Linked DNA regions of Homo sapiens: region 2 is linked to region 1. A link is a contact called in ENCODE Hi-C or POLR2A ChIA-PET data. All regions are on one chromosome and are shown on one strand. Each heading gives the region's core, a stretch centred on a gene start or an enhancer-like site at or near the end of the contact. The rest is flanking DNA. Distances are from core to core; before and after follow the strand shown. Region 1 holds the start of ZNF789 (zinc finger protein 789). Region 2 holds the start of PVRIG (PVR related immunoglobulin domain containing).

The links. Hi-C counts contacts between places; a loop is a spot of excess contacts on that map. ChIA-PET counts read pairs that join two places held with the same protein, here RNA polymerase II (POLR2A). Pooled maps may share reads with other maps.
Region 2: a pooled map shows a loop between it and region 1 (13-fold over the local background). The contact joins the promoter of PVRIG here to the promoter of ZNF789 in region 1. A Hi-C loop is called at or near these places in 2 of 50 pooled maps. POLR2A ChIA-PET finds 5 or more read pairs at or near these places in 2 of 52 experiments (HEK293 and naive thymus-derived CD8-positive, alpha-beta T cell).

What each region holds. Positions count from the first base shown.
Region 1 is chr7:99,470,947-99,475,014 of GRCh38, forward strand. ZNF789 (zinc finger protein 789) reads left to right here and starts at 1,944. Exons shown (of 5, transcript NM_213603.3): 1 at 1,944-2,110. RefSeq lists enhancers at 1,184-1,343, 1,564-1,653, 1,944-2,233.
Region 2 is chr7:100,217,892-100,221,741 of GRCh38, forward strand. It overlaps PVRIG (PVR related immunoglobulin domain containing), which reads left to right and starts at 2,058. Exons shown (of 5, transcript NM_001397246.1): 1 at 2,058-2,137; 2 at 2,223-2,573; 3 at 2,656-2,782; 4 at 2,869-2,929; 5 at 3,037-3,599. The coding sequence starts at 2,080. The coding sequence ends at 3,360. It also overlaps a transcript of STAG3 not described here and the pseudogene CASTOR3P. RefSeq lists enhancers at 1-119, 1,948-2,077, 2,138-2,207, 3,598-3,697, 3,718-3,817 and a silencer at 3,128-3,177.

The DNA of each region.
Region 1 (4,068 bases), core at 694-3,193:
CTCCTGGGTTCAAGCGATTCTCCTGCCTCAGCCTCCCGAGTAGCTGGGATTACATACTCCTGCCACCGAGCCCGGCTAATTTTTGTATTTTTAGTAGTGACGGGGTTTCACCATGTTGGCCAGGCTGGTCTCGAACTCCTGATCTCAGGTAATCTGCCTGCCTTGACCTCCCAAAGTGCTGGAATTGCAGGCGTGAGCCACTGCACTCAGCCAACACACATATGTTTATTGCAACACTATTTACAATAGCAAAGACATGGAACCAACCCAAATGCCCATCAGTGGTAGACTGGATAAAGAAAATGTGGTACAAATACACCATGGAATACTAAGCAGCCACAAAAAGGAATGAGATCCTGTCCTTTGCAGGGACATGGATGAAGCTGGTGGCCATCAGCCTCAGCAAACTAACACAGGAACAGAAAACCAAACACAGCATGTTCTCATTCATAAGTGGGAATTGAATATTGAGAACGCATGGACACAGAGAGGGGAACAACACACACCTGGGCCTTTTGGGGAGTCGGGGGTAAGGGGAGGGAACTTAGAGGATGGGTCAATAGGTGCAGCAAACCACCATGGCACATGTAACAAACCTGCACGTTCTGCACGTGTATCCTGTTTGTTTTGTTTTGTTTAGAAGAAATAAAAAACAAACAAAACTTGGGAGGCCAAGGCAGGCGGATCACTTGAGGTCAGGAGTTCGAGACCAGCCTGGCCAAAATGGTGAAACCCCGTCTCTACTAAAAACACACACACAAAAAAAATTAGCCGGGAGTGGTAGCGGGCGCCTGTAGTCCCAGCTACTCAGGAGGCTGACGCAGGAGAATGGCGTGAACCCGGGAGGCGGAGCTTGCAGTGAGCCGAGATCGCGCCACTGCACTCCAGCCTGGGCGAGAGCGAGACTGTCTCAAAAAAAAAAGAAAAAAAATTAACCCCTTACTCACATTAAAACTGTATTTTGGGGGTAATTTACATAAGCCACACAATTATCCTTTTAATTAAGATCTAATATTCTTTTTTTTTTTTTTGAGACAGAGTCTCGCTCTGTCGCCAGTCTGGAGTGCAGTGGTGGGATCTCGGCTCACTGCAAGCTCCGCCTCCCGAGTTCAAGTGATTCTCCTGCCTCAGCCTCCCGAGTAGCTGGCACTACAGGCACGCCGCCACCATGCCCAGCTAATTTTTTTTTTTTTTTTTTTTTTTTTGAGACGGAGTCTCGCTCTGTCACCCAGGCTGGAGTGCGGTGGCGCAATCTCGGCTCACCGCAACCTCCGCCTCCCGGGTTCAAGCGCTTCTCCTGCCTCAGCCTCCCGAGTAGCCGGGGTTACAGGCAGGCACCACCATGCCCGGCTAATTTTATTTGTATTTTTAGTAGAGACGGGTTTCTCCATTGTTGGTCAGGCTGGTATCGAACTCCCGACCTCAGGTGATCCACCCGCCTCGGCCTCCCAGAGTGCTGGGATTACAGGCGTGAGCCACCGCGCCCGGCAATTTTTTTGTATTTTTAGTAGAGAAGGGGTTTCACCATGTTGGCCAGGATGATCTAAATCTCTTGACCTGATCCGCCGGCCTCTGCCTCCCAAAGTGCTGGGATTACAGGCGTAAGCCACCGCGCCTGGCCCATTTTTCTTCTTTTATCTGATAACCTTACTCCCCTCCACAAACACACAGCCAAAGAAACGAATTGTGTCGCTCTTGAATCATAGAATAATTCTAAATTATGTTACGATTAAACAGGAGGGGCGGGGCCCTGTCCATCACGTGACTCTCTCGGTGCTGTCTCCGGCCGTTGATTGGCCTGGGCGGGGAGGGCGGCCGTTGATTGGTTCGGGCCCACTCGCGCGGGCGCCACTCTCTTTGTCTGACAAGAGAGTCGTGAAGCCTCCGCGGTCCTAGAGGGGCCGCTGGCTGGGACGCTTCGCTCGGCGCGCGCAGGTGGAGCCAGCGAGAGGCTCTGAGGCTGCCAGAGTGGTTGTGTCTGTTCCTCCGGTAAGGGGTGATTCGCCGAGGGGCGCGGACCAGACAGACCTCGGGTCAGGCCCGGGAACCCCGAGAGGAGAGCCCAGCCCCTGGTGGAGGCGGCTTGGCGGAGATTCGGAGCCGTCAGCAGGTTTGGGGAGAAGGAAACGAGTGTTGTGGGGGGCGTGGGTGCGGGGGGTAGGCCACTGCGCACACCCCCGGCTCGCAGGGGACGCTCCGGGTTTGTGCGGCGGCTCTCGGGGCCTGTGGCACCAGCTTTTGAGTATTTTTGGCGGTGTCAAGTCTTCGGCAGCGAGAGGAGCAAAGTCCGAAGAATGAATGGATGGTGAACGCCTGGACTTGGTTTTGTTAGAGTGGGAGATGAGCCGTGGTTGTTAGTGGAAGGTGTTCACGTGATTGTGAAGCGGCATTTTGGATTTTGTCAAAAGTTAACAGTCCCCTCCAGTTAAAGTTTTAAGAGTTTATTGTGCATGCAGAGGAACAGCTGGCAAATTGTTCCAATGGCAGCTTGGAAAGCTAAATGAGGAAGTGCAGTGATCTTGATTGTAATTGGCCATTATCAACTTGCATTCCTTCTAGGGTAAGTCGAGCTGGATCAGCCTCGCATCTGTAGCTGATTGGTTCAGTTTATCATGCGGACGAGAAAAAAGCTTCTTTCCTGGTCAGCGCACACTTTTCAGGGAAATAAGGAATTGTTGTTGCTGTTGTGTTTGAGACGAAGTGTTACTCTGTTGCCCAGTTTGGAGTACAATGGGCCAATCTCGACTCACTGCAACCTCCAACTCCCGGGTTCAAGCGATTCTCCTGCCTCAGCCTCTCGAGTAGCGGGGACTACAGGCACGCGCCACCATGCCCGGCTAATTTTTGTATTTTTAGTGGAGACTGGGTTTCACTATGTTGGCCAGGCTGGTCTTGAACTCCTGACCTCATGATCCGCCCGCCTCGGCCTCCCAAAGTGCTGGGATTTACAGGTGTGAGCCACCACGCCCGGCCTGTTGTTTTTAAGAGAGACAGGGTCTTGCTCTGTCACCCAGGGTGGAGTGTAGTGGTGCCATCATAGCTCATTGCAGTCTCCAACTCCTGAACTCAAGGGAGAAATCAATGTATTTTAAATGCCTTACATGGCTGTGGGTGGTTGGCCTAGGGCCGTACCCAAAACATGGACTCCATTTAATTTTTCATTAGCAAGTCTGACATTCAGATGCACAGCCTTCACAAACACATTCAGTAAATATAGTGCAGGGGTGTCCAATCTCTTGGCTTCCCTGGGCCACATTGGAAGAAGAATTGTCTTGGACTACACATAAAATACACAAACACTAAAAATAGCTCATGAGCTAAAAAAAAATCGCAAAACAATTTCATAAGGTTTTAAGAAAGTTTACGAGCCGGGCGCGGTGGCTCACGCCTGTAATCCCAGCACTTTGGGAGGCCAAGGCGGGAGGATCACGAGGTCAGGAGATCAAGACCATCCTGGCTAACACGGTGAAACCCCGTCTCTACTAAAAATACAAAAAATTAGCGGGGCGTGGTGGCGGGCGCCTGTAGTCCCAGCTACTCGGGAAGCTGAGGCAGGAGAATGGCGTGAACCCGGGAGGCGGAGCTTGCAGTGAGCCGAGATCGCGCCACTGCACTCCAGCCTGGGCGACAGAGCGAGACTCCACCTCAAAAAAAAAAAAAAGAAAGTTTACGAATTTGTGTTGGGTTGGATTCAAAGTCGTCCTGGGCCATATGCGGTCCACAGGCTGAGGTTTGGACAAGTTTGGTGTAGAGAATGAAAGGGATGAGGCCTTTGCTCCAGCCTTGGAGCCATTGATCAGGATAGTTTTTAGAGTGTACCTCTTTGCTTAAAAGGCAGAGGGTCCACCCTGGGCAACATAGCAAGGCCCCACCTACAAAAGAACTACAAACAACTGGGCGTGGTGGTGCACTCTTGCAGTCCCATCTGCTTAGGAGACTGAGGCAGGAGCATTGCTTAAGCCCAGGAGTTGGAAGCTACAGTGAGCCATGATTACACCACTGCACTCCAGCCTGGGTGATAGAGGGAGACTCCTCAAAAAAAAAAAGAAAGGCAAAGGGTCTTCTAAA
Region 2 (3,850 bases), core at 808-3,307, 750 kb after region 1:
GACTGCTGAAGCACAGCATCACAGGGAGACGGTTAGGCCTCCGGATGGCTGTGGGCGGGCCTGACTGATGTCAGGCCTTCCACAAGAGGTGGTGGAGCAGCGTCTTCTCTAACTCCCCCAGGGAAAGGGAGTCTCCCTTTCCCGGTCTGCTAAGTAACAGTTATCTTCCCAGGCACTGGCACCACTGCTAGACCAAGGTCTGCTAAGTAACGGGTGCCTTCCCAGGCACTGGCATTACCACTAGACCAGGGAGCCCTCTAGTGGCCCTGTCCGGGCATGACAGAGGGTTCACACTCCTGCCTTCTGGTCACTTCTCAGCATGTCCCTTCAGCTCCTATCTCTGTATGGCCTGGTTTTTCCTAGGTTATAATTGTAGAACAAAGATTATTATAATATTGGAATAAAGAGTTATGCTATAAACTAATGATTAGTAATATATATAATCATAGCTATAATCTATTTCTAGTATAACTATTCTTATTCTATGTATTTTCTTTATTATACTGGAACAGCTTGTGCCCTCGGTCTCTTGCCTTGGCAGCTGGGTGGCTTGCCTCCCACATGGCACTGCTGGGCATTGTCTGTTAATATTGAATAATTGTTTTAAGATTATTTTCAATAAGGCTTTACCTTTTTTAACTTGCACTGTGGCCATGAGCTCTGCTGGAAGTGACTTGTTGGTGTTATCTCCTCAGTTATAAAGTGAAGGGATTTTTCTTTTTCAGATTACTGAGAGTCTTCCGTTACTAGGTAAGTCACCGCATCCTTATAACTCCAGGTGACACTGACTGGGGTTTATGGGATGAAAGAGGAGTGTGTGCTTGGATGATGGGGTGTGATAGTGAAGGGGTGAAAGGTTTCTTCTCACACATAGACATCGTGAGGTCTTCCTTGAGCTCTTTAGAGCCTTCCCTCGGGATAGGATGAAATACTGAGATCCTAGAAAGGATTCACAAAACGTGTCACTCATCAGCGCAGATTCACCGATTCACCCCTAGATGTGTGTGGGATTTGGATGGCAGAGAGAAACAGGCACTGAAGATTTTTGGTCAGGACAGGGCAGAGAAATAAGAAGAGTTGAAAATTCACCAAAGGATAGATAAACCCAGGGCGTTTAGAGAAAACCTGTAGTGTGCAAAGGAGCCCAGAATCCTGGGGCAACTTGGAGGGAAATATACTTAATTTGATTCACTAAGTTAGGCCCAGTGAAGGGATTGGGTGGCATAGGTAGAAGCCGAAAAATAAAGTATCTTGTATTGCTGGAGTAGCCTCTGTTTCTGAGGTCACATCCAAACTTAGCGAGGCAGCTTAACCTGGTGAGAGACATGGGTTCAACTCCTGGCTTCTGCACTGCTAGGGCAGAGGACTGCTGTTTGCTGACACAATCTTGGTGCGTTGGAAGTGAAAGGGAAGAGGCACTGGTGGCTGTGCTTTGGGCCCGAGCAGCCAGAAGCCAGTTGCCATCACCTATGACGAGGAGACAGCGCCTGGGGCAGAGCCCAGTATGGGGTGCGTTCAGGGTAGATCAGGAGGTATGAGTGGGTAGTGGGCGAGCCAGGCTGGGGGTTGTGGGGGAGGCCTGCATTGCAGGTGTAAGCGTGGGACCCACATCAGATTGGTAGTGGGTCATGCATGCTGGGCTGGCTCTCAGGTCCTCCCTGCTGGCTTCCCACTCCCAGGGGCTTTCTCCTCCGATTCCTTAGCTGGGTGAGGGGCGGGACAGAGCCCTTTCTTAGGGAAGCCCGGCACCCCTTGCTGTCCAGGGAAGGGGAGTCCTTCTAGCCCCTGACAGCTTCTCTGCCCCTCCCCTGGCCTCCCCAGGCCTAGCCAGGGCTGGGTTCTCACCCACCTGTGCCGCCCTGCCTTGTTACCTGGAAGCACAGCCTTGGGGACTGAGCAGGCCCTCACTGTCACTTTAAGAAGGGAATCAGCCACTTTGTGCTCACCACCTCTGGGGAAGGTGTGAGAGGAGAGAAGGAAGTGGCTGTTTGGCTGCTGACAACATGAAGACTTCCTGCGATGAGAACAGAGGCACAGGTGCCGGCCCTGCAGCCCCCAGAACCTGGACTGGAGGGGGCCATGGGGCACCGGACCCTGGTCCTGCCCTGGGTGCTGCTGACCTTGTGTGTCACTGCGGGTGAGTGCCGGCACCAGAGAGGGGCAGGGGCTGCAGGGAGGGTGATGTAGGACAACAGCCCACCGACCTTGCTGCTGTTCCACAGGGACCCCGGAGGTGTGGGTTCAAGTTCGGATGGAGGCCACCGAGCTCTCGTCCTTCACCATCCGTTGTGGGTTCCTGGGGTCTGGCTCCATCTCCCTGGTGACTGTGAGCTGGGGGGGCCCCAACGGTGCTGGGGGGACCACGCTGGCTGTGTTGCACCCAGAACGTGGCATCCGGCAATGGGCCCCTGCTCGCCAGGCCCGCTGGGAAACCCAGAGCAGCATCTCTCTCATCCTGGAAGGCTCTGGGGCCAGCAGCCCCTGCGCCAACACCACCTTCTGCTGCAAGTTTGCGTCCTTCCCTGAGGGCTCCTGGGAGGCCTGTGGGAGCCTCCCGCCCAGCTCAGACCCAGGTGGGGCCGGGGCGAGGGGTCCAGGAGGGCAGGGAGGGGCTCGGGAACTGGCCACCCATCTGATTCTTGTCTCCGTGCCCAGGGCTCTCTGCCCCGCCGACTCCTGCCCCCATTCTGCGGGCAGACCTGGCCGGGATCTTGGGGGTCTCAGGAGTCCTCCTCTTTGGCTGTGTCTACCTCCTTCATCTGCTGCGCCGACATAAGCACCGGTGAGACCTGGTCCCTGTCCACGTCCCCCTGACACTGGGATGGCCACATGCCCTGCAGAGCTCTGACCATCCTTGCTCTCTCCCAGCCCTGCCCCTAGGCTCCAGCCGTCCCGCACCAGCCCCCAGGCACCGAGAGCACGAGCATGGGTGAGGAGGGGACCTGCTTTGGGGATGAGGTGACAGGGGCAGGGGCAGGGGGGCCAGGGCTGGGCCCAAGCTGTGCAGACTCACTTGACCCTCCTTCCCCCGCGCAGGCACCAAGCCAGGCCTCCCAGGCTGCTCTTCACGTCCCTTATGCCACTATCAACACCAGCTGCCGCCCAGCTACTTTGGACACAGCTCACCCCCATGGGGGGCCGTCCTGGTGGGCGTCACTCCCCACCCACGCTGCACACCGGCCCCAGGGCCCTGCCGCCTGGGCCTCCACACCCATCCCTGCACGTGGCAGCTTTGTCTCTGTTGAGAATGGACTCTACGCTCAGGCAGGGGAGAGGCCTCCTCACACTGGTCCCGGCCTCACTCTTTTCCCTGACCCTCGGGGGCCCAGGGCCATGGAAGGACCCTTAGGAGTTCGATGAGAGAGACCATGAGGCCACTGGGCTTTCCCCCTCCCAGGCCTCCTGGGTGTCACCCCCTTACTTTAATTCTTGGGCCTCCAATAAGTGTCCCATAGGTGTCTGGCCAGGCCCACCTGCTGCGGATGTGGTCTCTGTGTGTGCGTGTGTGGGCACAGGTGTGAGTGTGTGAGTGACAGTTACCCCATTTCAGTCATTTCCTGCTGCAACTAAGTCAGCAACACAGTTTCTCTGATGTCGGCCTCGGCTGTGCTTCTTCTTTGGGGGTGAAGAGAGTGGGGAGGCAGTCTCCACCCCTGGGAGGCAGAAGCCAGGTGAGAACCAGAGTGGGTTGGGGCCTCATTGCAGGGCTGGGGTTGGCCCAGGGAGAGGGCAGTGTCCCAATCTTAGAGATCTGTCCTGGCTTCTCAGAGTGGCAGGGGTGTTGGGGGAGCTTCCTGAGGGACACCTGTGGCTGCCTAGATAGGGCTGGGGGATCCCAGTGGGATGGTCT